2 separate regions of the Homo sapiens genome follow, and region 1 is linked to region 2. A link is a loop called in an ENCODE intact Hi-C map of the cell type or tissue named here. Cell type or tissue: MCF 10A. All regions are shown on one strand.

What was found. Hi-C counts contacts between places; a loop is a spot of excess contacts. Peaks named below come from ENCODE experiments on the same cell type or tissue, not always from the same donor. Only the 100,000 strongest peaks of a DNase experiment are listed, where the experiment ranks them.
Region 1: it touches region 2 in a loop (19-fold over the local background); 7 of 110 quality-filtered maps call a loop at or near these places.

The regions. Positions count from the first base shown.
Region 1 is chr4:112,345,094-112,353,093 of GRCh38, reverse strand. All of the region lies in intron 2 of ALPK1 (alpha kinase 1), which reads right to left. Among named protein-coding and RNA genes, the nearest start is that of ALPK1, 52 kb to the right of the region's middle. In MCF 10A, no CTCF peak of the experiment used is centred here; a DNase peak (open chromatin) is centred at 4,373.
Region 2 is chr4:112,600,233-112,608,232 of GRCh38, reverse strand. It overlaps ZGRF1 (zinc finger GRF-type containing 1), which reads left to right. Exons shown (of 28, transcript NM_018392.5): 9 at 2,142-2,225; 10 at 4,536-4,709. Among named protein-coding and RNA genes, the nearest start is that of ZGRF1, 33 kb to the left of the region's middle. In MCF 10A, a CTCF peak has its summit at 3,452 (motif pointing right); a DNase peak (open chromatin) is centred at 3,462.

The sequences.
Region 1 (8,000 bases), 260 kb after region 2:
TGAGGTAGGAGGATGTCTTGAGCCTGGGAGGCAGAGGTTGCAATGAGCTGAGATTGCACCACTGCAGTCCAGTTCAGCCTGGGTGACAGAATGAGACCCTATCTCAAAAAAAAAAAAAAAAAGGAAAGGAAAGGAAAGGAAGAAGAAAAAGAGAGAAGACAGAAAGAGAGAGAAAGAAAGGAAGAAAGAAAGAGAAAGAAAGGAAGGAAGGAAGGAAATTGAAGTACATTCATACATTGGGAAAAAATAAACAAATGAATAACTTATGGTTACATATAACAACATGGGTAAATCTTAGAAATATAAAAAGCAGTCACAGAGGAATCCATGGGTAAAATTTACAAACATTATAACCAAACAATATATTGTTACAGGATACAAATATACAGTTGGCCTTTTGTATCTGTGCATTTCACATTTATGAATTCAACCACCTGTGGATCAAAATATTTAGAAAAACAAAAATAATACAACTAAAAAACCAATTCAATATAACAACTATTTACATAGCATTTACATTGTATTAGGTATTACAAGTAACCTAGAGATTATTTAAAGTTATGGGTAAGAATATGTGTAGGTTATATACAAATATTATGCCATTTTCTATAATATCAGAGACTTGAGCATCCAAGAATTTTGGTATCCTGGAGATCCTGGAACCAATCTCCCATGGATACCAAAGGATGACTGTATATAGTAAAATTACAAAGAAAAGTAATGATTAACTAAAACTCAGAATTGTGGATTTTTTGAGGGGAGCAGGAAGAAGATGTAAAGGAAGCACATGGAGGAGACTTCAAAGCAAGTGGTATGTTTTTCTATTTAAATCTATGGCTTGGTCTTTGGGTATTCATCATGTTCCATGTATATCACATCTATTTTATAAATTCTCGATAGTTGTTCCGCATTTGATGAAAATATTAAAAAGAATAAAATGAAAACCCAAGCCTGGAAGTATTGGGTTGGTAATGAATATCATTTACTGCTTTTAGGGTTGGAACCAGGGACTCCATTGAGAGGTGGTAAAAGATACATCCTTTCAGAGCAGGGAGAGGCACTTGCACAGGTAATTCTAGAGGGAATAGGATTTGGAATTGCTGGATGGACAAGTGAGTAAAAGAATTCTAGTTGGAGAATGACATGAACAAAGACTGTGAGGAGGAGATCCTCATTTTATGTTGGGGATCCATGGTAAACATAGTCTATTGAGATAATTGATTATATATAAGCAGTTTGAACTATTAGTTTGAGAAACACTAGATTGCCAGGAAATTCAACTTATCTTTTCATTCTATTTACATAGAAAATGAAATAAAAGACTGGGCACAGCGGCTCACATCTGTAATCCCAACAGTTTGGGAGGTTGAGGCGGGCAGATCACCTGAGGTCAGAAGTTCGAGACCAGCCTGGCCAACATGGCAAATCCCCATCTCTACTAAAAACACAAAAATTAGCTGGGCATGGTGGCGCGTGCTTGTAATCTCAGTTACTCGGGAGGCTGAAGCATTAGAATTGCTTGGACCCGGGAGGCAGAGGCTGCAGTGAGCCGAGATCGTGCCACTGCACTCCAGCCTGGGTGACAGAGCAAGACTCTATAAAAAAAAAATGAAAAAAAAGAAGTGTCTGATTTTTTTTTTAAAGCAAAGTATATTTTAGGAAATTCTGTAAGTGAAAATGAAGGTCTTTGCTATGTCACTTTCATATCAACACTTACAGTCTGAGGACAACACCTTATTAAAATGGGAAATTAGATGCCAAAGCTGTCCCTTCCCTCTATCTCTCTTGCCTTTGTGTCCCACCCTCCTCTGTCCAGTTCACTGCAGCTGCACGTGTTTACCAAACTTGACTTCTCAAGGAAGTGCAATGAGAGTGTTCCGGGTCATGAATGGGTTACCTCCCGGCCTGAAGAAGAAAAAATAGGAAAAAGAAAAGGCCATCACTGCAGAGGCTGCCGCTCATACTCTCCAGCTACAGTTACCCACTCCATCAGCCATGGTGACATCTGACGAACTATTAGCCTGGCCCACATAGCTGGAAGAGCGACATCTCAGGTCAAGGTGAGTCAAGCCTGCCATCTGGTCCTGGCTCCAGGCTCCTGCACTGATGACTTCAAAATGGTACTTCCAGGAAAGTTTTCTTGGCATTTCTGCACCCCAAATGAGAGAACGCTCACATAGACTCACCCCATATGTCCCCAAATCCAGAACTATCATGATACTAGGAGGCAGTCATAAAGTAGGGGAAAATATTTCATAAACTTTAAAGAGCCTTCAACTTGAGATGTATTCTCTGAGAGGCAGATAGTGTCCACCTATATTCTAGGTAAAGAATTTGAGCCATGGAGGTGAAGAGGCAGGAGTAAGCTGAATGACTTCCAAAAGCTATGACAGAGAAGATCAGGATAAGAGTGCAGAGTCCTGACTTGTCCTGAAAACGCATGATCACTTTGCTTTCCACTAAATGGTACCAGAGGTCTGGAGAAAAACTCAGCAAGAGTAATTTTGGTGGAAGAGAAATAGTTTATCTTCAGAAGAAGAAATGGAGTAGTCTTGACCATTTAGTCTGTGCTACAGTGGGTGAGGCAACGGAAATGCGCTGTTTATACCAACGGAGTCAGAATGTCAAAACTGCTGCATCTCTCCAGGGATGGAGTAGGAGGAGGGAGGGTCCCGATGTTGGTGTGATACGTACATGAAAACAGCATGAAGCATATTGTAATATAAAATTGTCAGGGCTGTGAAGCATTGCATTATTTTGATGAGGCCAGGAAATGTGCGGATTAAGGATCGTTTTGCAACAGAGTATTTTAAAATCTGTATTTATAATTTTCACAGCCAGGAAAGTTAATTTATTTTGCATAGAACTATGTAGCTTTGAAGTTAGAGATAGCCCACAAAGGAGCAATCTGTCTTGGAGTAATGGGATGTGGGGGCTCTGAAATAACAGGAGCAGAAAAATGAAGATGTTGAAATGAAGAATTGTGGTTTCACTGTCTTGATTATCAATAAACAGCCAAGTTAAGCACATGCACTTTGCAGTGAGGCTTCCTAGATTTAAATTTCTGCTACTTACTAGCTGAGTAGCTTTAGGCAAATCATGTCTCAGTTTTCTCATAGGTCTGGGCTACTAGGACACTGTAATAGTGAATTTCTTCTGGAGCCTAAAATACCATGCTTAGATACTTGAGAATTTCTGCTCACAAAAAAAGCTTAAGAGTTTTTTTAAAAAATTAAAATGTAGGCCGGGCGTGGTGGCTCGTGCCTGTAATCCCAGCACTTTGGGAGGCCGAGGCAGGTGGATCACAAGGTCAGGAAATCAAGACCATCCTGGCTAACACGGTGAAACCTGTCTCTACTAAAAATACAAACTATTAGCCAGGCGTGGTGGTACACGCCTGTAGTCCCAGCTACTCGGGAGACTGAGGCAGGAGAATCGCTTGAACCTGGGAGACGGAAGTTGCAGTGAGCCAAGATTGCACCACTGCACTCTAGCCTGGGTGACAGGACAAAACTCTGTCTCAAAAATAAAGCGGGGGGGGGCAGGGGTTGGGGCGGTAATAATAGGATCAATCTCACAGTTTTATAAGCATCAACTGAATTAACATATGTAAAACACAAAAAAAATTGCCTAGCACATAGTGAGTGCTTCATAGGTATCAATTATTGCTATCAATAAAGTTTTCAAGAAATTAAATTTTATTTTTTAAGAGGTTATCCAATCTCTCCTAGTTTACTCTGGATTTGGTTTCCTTGTTGGCTTCATTACCATTTAGGTTTTTGAGAAATAAAATTGCTTGACTATGCAAAGTCTTCAGGTTCCTGATATTTTTCCAGTATAAAGTCACGTAATAATAAGTTGATGCAAAAGTAATTGCAGTTTTTGCCACTGGGATTATCTCCTAGATAATTATCTGGATCCATATTCAATTAATGAATAGAAATTCTGTTCAATAATTGAAATGTTATGACCACTTATTAGACTTTTTCAGGGAAAAAGATGTGAATTTCATTTGCTTAAAACAAGACAAAAAAAAAACAAAAACTGCATCCAGCCAACTTGGTTTAATCAGCTGTTTGCCTCCAGGCACTCAGCCTGCCTCTGTCTGAGGTGTCAGAGAAGTGCGCCCTGAAGTGGCTGACAGGAAAGAAGAGCCTCCATCGGATTACAGATCAGACAGAAACACCCACAGCCCCTCATCTTCTCCTTTGCTCCGAGACACACACAAAGCTCTTTATTTATTTTATACTTAAAATGTCAAAGGCGCCTAGGGGTGGGCCTCTGGCCTGGGGATTGGCAGACCACACTCCTGGGCTGACATAATGAAAGTCCACCATGTGGCTGTGTGATTCACACAGCGTGTTCATGTCACCAGCAGCCGATGGGTCTTGGCAGGGAGCCTCCTACTGGCTTGGAAACAAATAGGACTTGCATGTCCTCAAGTGGCAGGGAGATGGTAACGGAGAACCGCCTGGATGTCCGCACACTTTGCAGGCGCAAAGACAGCAAACACCCACATGCCAAGCTATTCACAGAGTGACAACTAAGTACAGGCCAGCAGCAAGGGACTCTGTAAGACAAGCAGTCGACAGTAGGATTCTACTAGTCCTGCCTGATCTTAAGGAGAACAAACTCAAAATGTGTCTGCAAAGAAAAGATAGCACATTTCATTTTTTGTTGACTTACCTCTCGACACCGCGCCTAAGCACCTCATGGCTTGTGCAAAGCACAGAGGCCTTGGTGTAGCTAGCCTTCAGAGACCAACAGACTTGTTTAGAAAACCAGGCCTTCTTCTATTCACTCTATAACTTGCAGTTTTAATGCCCTTAAACTTAAAACTGAAATTCTGAATTTGAGAATCAAGAACTAGATTTCACCAGGCTGATTTGGAAAATGAGCACAGTTTTAGACTTTCAGGATTCTACACTTTCTGTAAGAGTTATGTGACTGAGTGAAATGCGGCTAAGTTGCAGAGCAAATGTGCTCAGAACGCCAATCACCTGGCTTAGGGGATGATTATTGTTTTTGAACCACTCTGCTTACTTTCTTTGGTACCTCTTCAAGCGGAAGAACTCTCATTTTCTCCTTTCTCTAATAAGGAGGATGGCGATCTGAGACTTAGTGTTAATTCTATTCTTTGCTTTTAGCTAATGAAGGAATATTTGCCAGTATAGAGCTAACAGTGTGATACAGGAAATTTTTAAAAAATAAGTAAATCGAAATAGGCAAGTGAAACATATTAGCTTTTACACAGTCTATTACTGGCAAAAAATAATTGCTTGCTTCCTGCTCTTTCCTTAAAGCTTGGCTTTCATAGCTAACTTAGAAGTTTAATGCATCAAATAAGATGCACTGTATCTGTAAACTTCTCAATGGTATTTAAGCATTTACTGAATATCTGTTGTATACATATTTGGTATTTGGAAGGTTACCAGAGAAACAGAAGAGATATTTTCAACCCACAGAAACAACTTCATTCGAGAAGTAAACATAATTATATAATTCAACTTGTAAAAAATTCCAAAGCAACATTCTGACCCACAGGATGAGTTTACTTAAATTTAGGAAAGTTGGAGAATTCATTCCATCCTTCCTACTATTATACTACTTAGAAGAAAAGGTATTTATTATTAGATCTTGACAAAGAAAATTGAATCGGGTTGATGATATGACTTTTATAAGATTACAGTGAGGAAGGTAGCAAGGAATATGGTTCCCATTTGAAGATTAAGTCAAAAGTTCAGTGATTTGTCAAAGTTCAAATAGCAACTCATTAAGATTACGTGCCAGAAGTTAGACATAAGCTTTTAAGGCCACTGTGGTTTTATGTGAGACCACTCTGTGTCCTGCTTTTTGTGGGGAAGAAACTGATCATCATACTGACAAGCAGAAATCATTAGTTTAACAGAATGTTGATTCTATGACAGAAAAGTATATGTAGTTTATTTAAAGACACGACTCTTAGGCTTGATTCTCAAATTTTAAAACACTGAAACAGCTACTGCTATATTTTTCCTGGGGAAAAAGTATCCTAATTTGACCTTATTCGAGCTACAATATAAGTCCAGAGGACCAATGAAGGGGAAGAAAAGAACTGATGAGGTCTAAGTGGTGATTGCATTTATAGATTAATCCTGACAGGAAGCAAATACATCTCCTCCCAGGAGGCCCCAGTGTAGTCAACTGAGAAGTGGGGTCGTTATTTATGAGCACAGTGGACTCTTCCCATTACAATAAACATTTTAATTACTTTAAGTGAAAGATTATTTTTGCTGGTAGGAAGCTTAAAAAGTAAATACTGTACTGTTGTTTGTTTTTCGATGTTGGCTATGTGTGTAATCTTCTATTCTTAAAACTGTTTCACACAGCAATTTGTCTTACCCTGAAATCATAATGGGAAAATAGTATATACTTAAGAAAGCATTTCACATACCAAAACCTGCAATGCCCCACATGGGGAAAGAGTAGGCCAAATGACTGGTTGGCATCATGGACCCAGAGCAATTTCATTTCCATCTGTTTTATATGATGGCCATCCACATACAATTTCATTGACACCAATAAGTTTGGAAAACACTTATCCAAATGAATCAATGAAGATGGAGTAGGAACATAATGATGGTGTGATTTTTATTTTTCAACAAGGTGACACATTCTCATTCTAAAAGTTACTACCACATATCACAAAACGTGTCAACCATATAAATCCACAATGAATGTCGTTAAGAGTCCTCATGAAACTGTTGTGTTATGGAAGCAAAACAACTAATTTGTAATATGAGACTCAAATAATGAATTTCCTTTCTTAAAACTCAAAGTCCCATGATTTCTGACTGATAATATATGATATAATAAATGATATTAAAGAATTAGTGTTAATTTTTAAGGTGGGATAAAAGTAGTGTGGTTATATTTAAAAAGAGTTCATATCAGCTGGACGTGGTGGCTCACACCTGTAATCCCAGCACTTTGGGAAGCCCAGGTGGGCAGATCACCTGAGGTTGGGAGTTCGAGACCAGCCTGATCAACATGGAGAAACCCCATCTCTACTAAAAATACAAAATTAGCCTGGCATGGCAGCGCACGCCTGTAATCCCAGGTACTCAGGAGGCTGAGACAGGAGAATTGCTTGAACCCGGGAGACAAAGGTTGCAGTGAGCCGAGATTGCACCATTGCACTCCAGCCTGGGCAACAAGAGTGAAACTCCAAGAGTTCATATCGTTTAGGGATACATTCTGAAATACTTAGAAATGAAATTATATGGAGTCTGAGATTTGTTTCAAAAGAATTTGAGGCATGGAGCTGGGGAGAAATTAAAGATGTAAATTAGTCAAGGTTGGCTATGGACTATTAAATGTTGAAGCTACATAAGAGTACATGAAGTTTTTACATTGCTCCCTCTACTTTTGTAACAACATATTCGAAATTTTTAATAATAAAAAATTTAAAAATTCTCTTTTGAGGACCCCAACAAAAAGGAATGGTCTTGATGAATTTTGAGAGGCAGCAAGAGACCGTTCTGAAATTATTTGAAATCTCCTCTTCCCTGGTTTAGATAACCAACAAAATTGGGCTTCGGCCTCCCTAATATGACCACTACTCTGCAAAATGAAGCTACTGCTTTATCCAATTCTGTAATTAAGTCCAGATTATGCATATTTGGAGTATCTGCTTACTGTGTTGCCAACAACACATTGTATTTTTAATCAGGGCCCCATTCCACCCACATCCACATCATGTAATGCTTCTAGGTTACTGTGCCTCATTGTCCTGTTAGTATGTACTTAGAAATCACAGCTGAACTTTAATATTATCTTAAGCAAAATACAAACAAAAAGTTAAATGTGGTGCAAAAATAATCATACCATATACTTCAAAGCCATTAGTATGGGTAAATGAGCACTGTCTATAAAAACACGAGAAGCACGCCCCCTATTAACACTGTCTTGGGAAATCAGAGGCTACAACTCTGAATGAGCATGGCAGCCATGCCTACTTT
Region 2 (8,000 bases):
TTTTTTAAAAGTCTGTTGAAGCCGGGAGCAGTGGCCCGTGCCTATAATCTCAGTTACTCAGGAGGCTGAGGCAGGAGGATCGTTTGAGTTGAGATAGAGTCCAGCCTGGACCACATAATATGACATAGTATGATCCCCCTCTTATTAACAAGACAATAAAAATATGCTGTCATCTCACAGTAATGAAAAGGTCTTAATAATCTATTGCAATAAAAATTATTTAAATCTGTTTTTAGCTTTAAGATAGGAGTACATTTGTATTTTTGTAATGGCTCTTTTTTTTTTCTTTTTTCAGACGGGTTCTTACTCTGTCACCCAGACTAGAGTGCAGTGGCACAGTCACAGCTCACTGCAGCCTTGACCTCCAGTGCTCAAGCCATCCTCCTGCTTCAGCCTCCAAAGTAGCTGGGACCACAGGTGCACAGTACGATGGCTGGATAATTATTTTTTATTTTTTTATTTTGTAGAGATGGAGTCTGACTACATTGTTCAGGCTGGTCTTGAACTCCTGGCCTCAAGCAATCCTCCCACCTCCACCTCCCAAAGTGCTGGGATTATAGATAGGCATGTGCCTGGCCTATAATGGCTCTTCTTACTACAACTCTCTGAAACAACCTCTTTATGTATGTTGGTGGTAGAAGGAACTTTCAAAACAGTGTGTTCTTTGAAGATACCCTTAATGCCACTTCTGCCTCATTTTTAAAAGTATAATTAACTACATATTGCAAAAGAGCTATTCTTGCGAGAAGGTAGTATGCGAATTAATTTTGAAAACTGTATATTAGAAAATTGTAATTCTGGCTTGGCACAGTGGCTCACACGGGTAATCCCAACACTTTGGGAAGCCAAGACAGGGGTATCATTTGAGGCCAGGAGTTTGAGATCAGTGTGGGCAATACAGTGAGACTCCAACTCTAAAAAAAATTTTTTTAAATAAAAATAATTAGGTGGCATGGTGGCACATGCTTGTAGTCCCAGTTACTCAAGAGGTTGAAGCAGGAGGATTACTTGATCCCAGAGGTCAAGGCTTCAGTGAACAACGATTGCGCCACTGCACTCCAGCCTGGGTGACAGAGCAAGACCCTGTCTCTTAAAAAAAAAAGAAAAAATTCTAATTCTAAAATATAGGTTGAATATTTTTAAGAGCTACTTGGTTGGCAGTTGTGCTTATATATAAGTGTTATTAAAGGAAAGTGACCATTATTTGAAGAAATATACTACTTTATCTCTGGTCTGTTGGGGAAGTGTTTTTTCTTCATATTTGTTAAACATTTAAACAATTACTTTTGTAGTTGAATTCATTTTCTGTGTCTATCCAAGTCATATGAAAAATTATGGTTATTTTGTATATTACTTGATGAACTAAAAATGACTTGTTGCTGTTGTCAGTATCGTGTTTTGTGATTGCTAGGAGATGATTCATTCTTCAAATAGTCAATTACACTTTTTCAATTTTTCTTCCTTTCATTTCTTACTAATTTTAAAATAGATGATCTGCATTAACATAGTATTAGGTTTGACAGGTGATTTATTATGTACCTGGCATTTTTTTCTTTTTCTATTTTTTTTTTTTTTGAGACGGAGTTTTGCTTTGTTGGCCAGGCTGGAGTGCAATGGCGTGATCTCAGCTCACCACAATCTCTGCCTCCAGGGTTCAAGCAATTCTGCCTCAGCCTCCTGAGTAGCTGGGATTACAGGCATGTGCCACCACGCCAGGCTAATTTTGTATTTTTAGTAGAGATGGGGTTCCTCCATGGTGGTCAGGCTGGTCTCGAACTCCTGACCTGAGGTGATCTGCCTGCCTCGTCCTCCCAAAGTGCTGGGATTACAGGCGTAAGCCACTGCACCCAGTTATACCTGGCATTTTTTTCTAGTGTTCAAAGATTTAATTAAAAATTTAGAATCAGAATTTTCTAATGTGCTAAGTTTTCAAATTAATTAGCATAGTGACTTACCTGCTAAAGTACCCCTTTGCCAGGGAGAGCTAGCTTGTATGTGTGTGTAGACAGAAGCAAGATAGAGATGGCAAGTGTGTTTTCACAGGGCAAACTTAAGTTTTGCAATTATTTTTCCATCAAAATCATGAATCACCTGTGAAACTATTCTAGCTAACTAGATAACTTATTCATATTTTATCCTAGTTCTCTTCCTCGGGAAGTAAAGAAGAGACTGCTTTTCAAGCTGTTATTCCTAAACAAATAGAGAGAAAAACCTGTGACCCTAAGGTAAAATTTGTGAAGAACATCGATTTATTTAACCAACTACATTTTCTTTTCTGTTTAAAACAAAAAAACAAAAAAACAAGTATCAGAGTTTTCACAGGCAGAAGGTTAGTAGCATAATAAATAAGTCTGGTTTTAAGAACAAGAAAAACTATTTAATGACTCCTGCCCCCCTTTTTGGTCTTAAACTTTCTCTATACTACTAATGAGCTAATAATAACAGTGTTTACATTATCCTTCCGTACATAGGATACTCTAGGGGTTGGACACAAAGCCATGTAGAGTAAAATTAATGAATACTCTGTGGGGAACAAAATGAGTATCTTTATACCCTTTAACTTATTATAGTCTATTCTGCCACTTATACTTCTGAGTATATAGAAGTATACGTAACCAACATCTAAGTAGTGCTACCTATTCTATATCAAAAATTAACAAAGACAACAGCATAAAAATGGATGGGTTTTGTAAATAGCAGTTCTACTCCTAAAACCCAACACACCTCTGGAAGAGATCTACATGGCAGCATAGAAGGCAAGGTACCTATTTTGGCCAGGCATGGTGACTCATGCCTGTAATCCCAGTACTTTGGGAGGCCAAGGCGGGTGGATCACTTGAGGCCAGGAGTTCGAGACCAGCCTGGTCAACATGGCAAAACCCCGTTTCTACTAAAAATACAAAAACTAGCTGGGTGTGGTGGTACACACCTGTAGTCCCAGCTACTCTGGAGGCTGAGGCATGAGAATCACTTGAACCTGGGAGGTGGAGGTTGCAGCGAGCCAACATTGTGCCACTGCACTCCAGCCTGGGTGACAGAACGAAACTCTGTCTCAAAAAAAAAAAAGTGGGGGAGGTAATGTACCTGTTTCCTTGTGGGGAGTATACATTACCCATCAGACAAAGCAGAAGCAGAAATATACAGAATCTTTAACAGTTGAGACTCATTTTTATTGCAATGTTTATTTTTAAATTCAGAAGAATATTTTCCACCAAAGTCCTATTAAAGGGGCATTTAAATTAGATTTTTCTTTCAAATGTGTGATTTACAGTTCTTCATTTTTGAATAAGAGTATATTCAAATTATATATTACTGTCATTTTGTTAGTTAAAAATGAATTAATCCTTTACCTACATTCCTTTGACTCTGTTACAGTCTTATTTTTCCACATTTTGGGTAAGCTTTACTTTGTATGGAGTAAAAAATCCTAGAACCCTCCAGGGGGCAGCAGAGAAAGCCATTTGAAGCCTGAAAACAGACTGAGTGAAAGAGCCTGTCTAAGGAACATGTCTACATTGGAATCACACTCTTAGGCTTTTGCTCTCAGAGCAGTAGGATATCACATCTTTCTACTGAGAGGCAGAGAGTCCACCACCCATCCTGCAGTTGAGCCTGATATTTTACAAAACCCCTAAGTAAAGAGAAATGCTGTTTGCATTCTTTCTCATTGTTCCCTTTCTGTTACTGGCTGTTTATTTATTGCTTCCTGTATACCAAGTACTGTGTGGTACCTAGATGAAGCAAAACATCTCTGCTCACAAGGGGCTTACAGTACAATTAGTACAGAAATAAGGAAAAACTTCATTGAAGTATGAAGTTGTGAGTCTATAATATATAGTATTGTATGTAATGCATAGTTGTATAATATATAGTGGAAGCATTGAGAAGCAACTAAATATTTCTGGTTTAATTAGCTATTATTATTATACTCATCTTTATGCTTGTAATAAAATTATACTTATTCATTTGTTTCCCCCTCATTGGCTATAAATCATACTTTTTTTTTTTTGAGATGGAATCTCTCTATGTCACCCAGGCTGGAGTGCAGTGGCGTGATCTCAGCTCACTGCAACCTCCAACTCCTTGGTTCAAGCAATTCTCCGGCCTCAGCCTCCCGAGTAGCTGAGATTACAGGCGTGCACCACCACGCCTGGCTAATTTTTTATATTTTTAGTAGAGATGGGGTTTCACCATGTTGGTCAGGCTGATCTTGAACTCCTGACCTCAAGTGATCCACCCACCTTGGCCTCCCAAAGTGCAGGAATTACAGATGTGAGCCACCATGCCCAGCCTAAATCATACTTTTTAATGTTGAACTTAAATGTAGTTAAATCGATGCACTTTGAATTTGTTACCCATAACGTATGTTTTAGGATAATAGGAGAATTTCCCGGTTTTCAGCATTAGTTCCTGGTATTTACAATAGTTCCTGTAATAAAAAGCTGAATTATGTATTGTATTCTGTGTGTTTACTTTGTGAATATATATGTCAACATATAGTTATGCAGTTCTTATTTTTAATAATTTACCTGTAGCCTGTTGAGTTTCAAGGACATCAAGTAAAAGGATCAGCTACTAGTGGTGTAATGGTCAGAGGACACAGCTCACAGCTAGGATGCAGTCAGTTTCCAGATAGCACTGAGTATGAAAACTTTATGACAGAGACACCAGAGTTACCTAGCACGTGTATGCAGATTGACTTCTTGCAGGTAAAAATATTTTTATAGTTGCATTTTGCCAAATCATTTTCTTTATGTTAATACTACATTTTGTGAAAATAGTATAGTTGTTTATACAGTTATAAGTTAAAAAGGAGTACAGTAAATTGACAAGAAGCATAATATCTCAAAACTAAATAACAAAAGTATTTTACTTGAAAGATGTATTACTTTTTTAACATTGGGAGTTTAACAGATTACTTTTCACTTCAGAGAAGACTATAAATTCATGACAAAAGCAAACAGGTACATTACACAAAGAAAATACTCACCTGTTTAACATCTAATAGATTTTTTTTCTTCTGATATTTCCCTTCTCTCTTTAAATATGACACTGAGTACCTCTAGTTGCTACCAAAGGCAGATTTCTGGGGATGAAAATAGAGGTCATGAGGTTAGAATGATAAGCATGTATTTGAAACAGTGTTCATCAAAGAGATTTTTTTTTAAATTTCCCTTTTTGTCAAAGCATAATACATATGAGAAGAAATAAAGAAAAAAAAGCATAATACATATATGAAATAAGTAAATCATCACAAAGCATACTCATATAACCTCCACCTTTAACAAATAGAGCATTCTCAGCATCTCAGAAGCTCTCCTTCTGCCCCTTTTCAATCACTACCCTTTTCACTTTTCCCTAAGATATCCACTGTCTTGACTTATAACCATCTATTAGTTTTGCTTTTAAAACTTTATATAAATAGAATCATACACAGTGTATTCTTTGTGTCTGCCCTCTTTTGTTTAATATTGCAATTCTGAAATTCATTTATGTTGTTGCCTGTGGCTATAATTTATTCATTTTAATTGCTGGTGTAGTATTCTGTTGCATAAATATATCCCAATTTATCCATTCTTCAGATGTTTGTGTTATTTGTGTTAAGGGACTATTACAGATACTGCTGCTGTGAACATTCAAGTACCATCATGAACATGTACATATACACACATGCGTGACATACTTATGTTGGTTATATTACCTAGGAGTAGCATCATTGAGTCACTGGATAGGATATATTTACTTTTAGTACATAATGCAAAACTGATTTCCAAAGTGGTTTTTATAATTTACATTTCCATTAGGAGTGTATGAGAGTGCCCATCACTCTACATCTTTACCAACACTTGATGCTGTTTTTGGTTTTCAGTTTTAGCTATTCTGGTGGGTATATATTGGTACTTCAGTTGTAGTTTTAATTTGCATTTTCCTGCCTGATAGTGAGGTTGGGACCTTTTTTGTATGCCTATTGGCCATCTCTTTATCCTCTTTGATGTAGTGCCTGTTCAGCTTTCTTCCTTTTTTTTTTTGAGACAGAGTTTTGCTCTTGTTGCCCAGACTGGAGTGCAATGGCGTGATCTTGGCTCACTGCAACCTCTGCCTCCTGGGTTCAAGCGATTCTCCTGCCTCAGCCTCCCAAGTAGCTGGGATTACAGGCATGTGCCACTGAGCCCAGCTAATTTGTATTTTTAGTAGAGATGGGGTTTCTCCATGTTGGTCAGGCTGGTCTCGAACTCCTGACCTCAGGTGATCTGCCGGCCTCGTCCTCCCAAAGTGCTGGGATTACAGGCGTGAGCCACCATGCCTGGCCTCTTCCTCATTTTTTAATTGACGTGCTTATCTTTTAAAAAATTTTCTGGAATTCTTTATATAATTTGGATACCTACTCATTGTCAGTTGTATGCTTTGCAAATATCTTTCCTGACCCTTACTTACCTTTTCACTCTTAATGGTATCTTTGATGAATCAAAAATTTTTCTTTTTTTGTTGTTTTTTGAGACAGAGTCTTAACTCTGTCACCCAGGCTGGAGTGCAGTGCATGAACATGGCTCACTGCAGCCTCAACTTCTTGGACTCAAGCAATCCTCCTGCCTCAGACTCTCGAGTAGCTGGGACTACATGTGCCCACCACTATGCCCAGCTAATTTTTTTTTTTTTTTTAGACAAGGTCTTGCTCTGTCACCCAGTCTGGAGTGCAGTGGCGTGATCTCAGCTCACTGAAACCTCTGCCTCCTGGGTTCTAGCAATTCTCCTGCCTCAGCCTCCCGAGTAGCTGGGATTACAGACATGCGCCACCATGCCTGGCTAATTTCTTGTATTTTTAGTATGGTTGCATATACATTTAGAACTAGCTTAACAATTTGCTATGTTGGCCAGGTTGTTCTCAAACTCCTAGCCTCAAGTGATCTGCCTGCCTCGGCCTCCCAAAGTGCTGGGATTACAGGCATGAGCCACTACTCCCGGCTGCCCAGCTAATTTTTAAAATTTTTTTGAGATGTTGTTTCACCAGGTTGCTGCTGGTTTTGAACTCCTGGGCTCAAACGATCTTCCTGCCTCAGCCCCCCAAAGTGTTGGGATTATAGGTGTGAACCACCACGCCTGGCCTAGTTTATCATTTTTTTTTTTTTTTTGAGATGGAGTCTTGCTCTGTTGCCCAGGCTGGAGTGCAGTGGCGTGATTTTGCCTCACTGCAACCTCTGCTGTTGGGGTGATCAGACCCAACACCAGGTTGTAGGGGTGATGAAGTCTGGCAGAGTCAAAGGATTGAGAAAAAGACAGTATGAGAAGTAAAACTGGGACCAGGTGGCCATCGCGATCATGGAGGCTGCGAAGGCCCCGATCTCTGGGAGCCCACACTGTTTATTGGTAATCCAACAGAGAAACAGGTGGTGAGAATGTGGAGGTCAAAAGGGCAGGCACATGATCTACAGCTGTGACAGTTTAGCATTTATAAGGAACGTGTTCTGCTACTTGAGATAATGGGAATAGGAGCCTAGGAGGGCTAGAAGCAAGGAGCCAGCAAGTCTACACACATTCCAGAGGACATTATGTCAGTCATGCAAGCCCTACCTCAGTTTCCCTCCCAACACTCAGCTTGTTCCCAACACTCCGCCTCCTGGGTTCAAGTGATTCTCCTGCGTCAGCCTCCCAAGTAGCTGGGATTACAGGTGCCCACCACCACGCCAGCTAATTTTTGTATTTCTAGTAGAGACGGGGTTTCACCATGTTGGCCAGGCAGGACTCGAACTCCTGACCTCGTGATCCGCTTGCTTCGGCCTCCCAAAGTACTGGGATTACAGGAGTGATCCACCACACCTGGCCCTAGTTTATCATTTTTAATGTAATTTATTTGCTGTTTCCTTTACGATTAGCGCTTTTGTATCTTAAGAAATCTTTCTCTGGATGACAAGGTCACTCACACCTGTAATCCCAGCACTTCAGGAGCCTGAAGCAGGAGGATCACTTAAGGCAAGGAATTCAAGACCAGCCTGGGCAACATA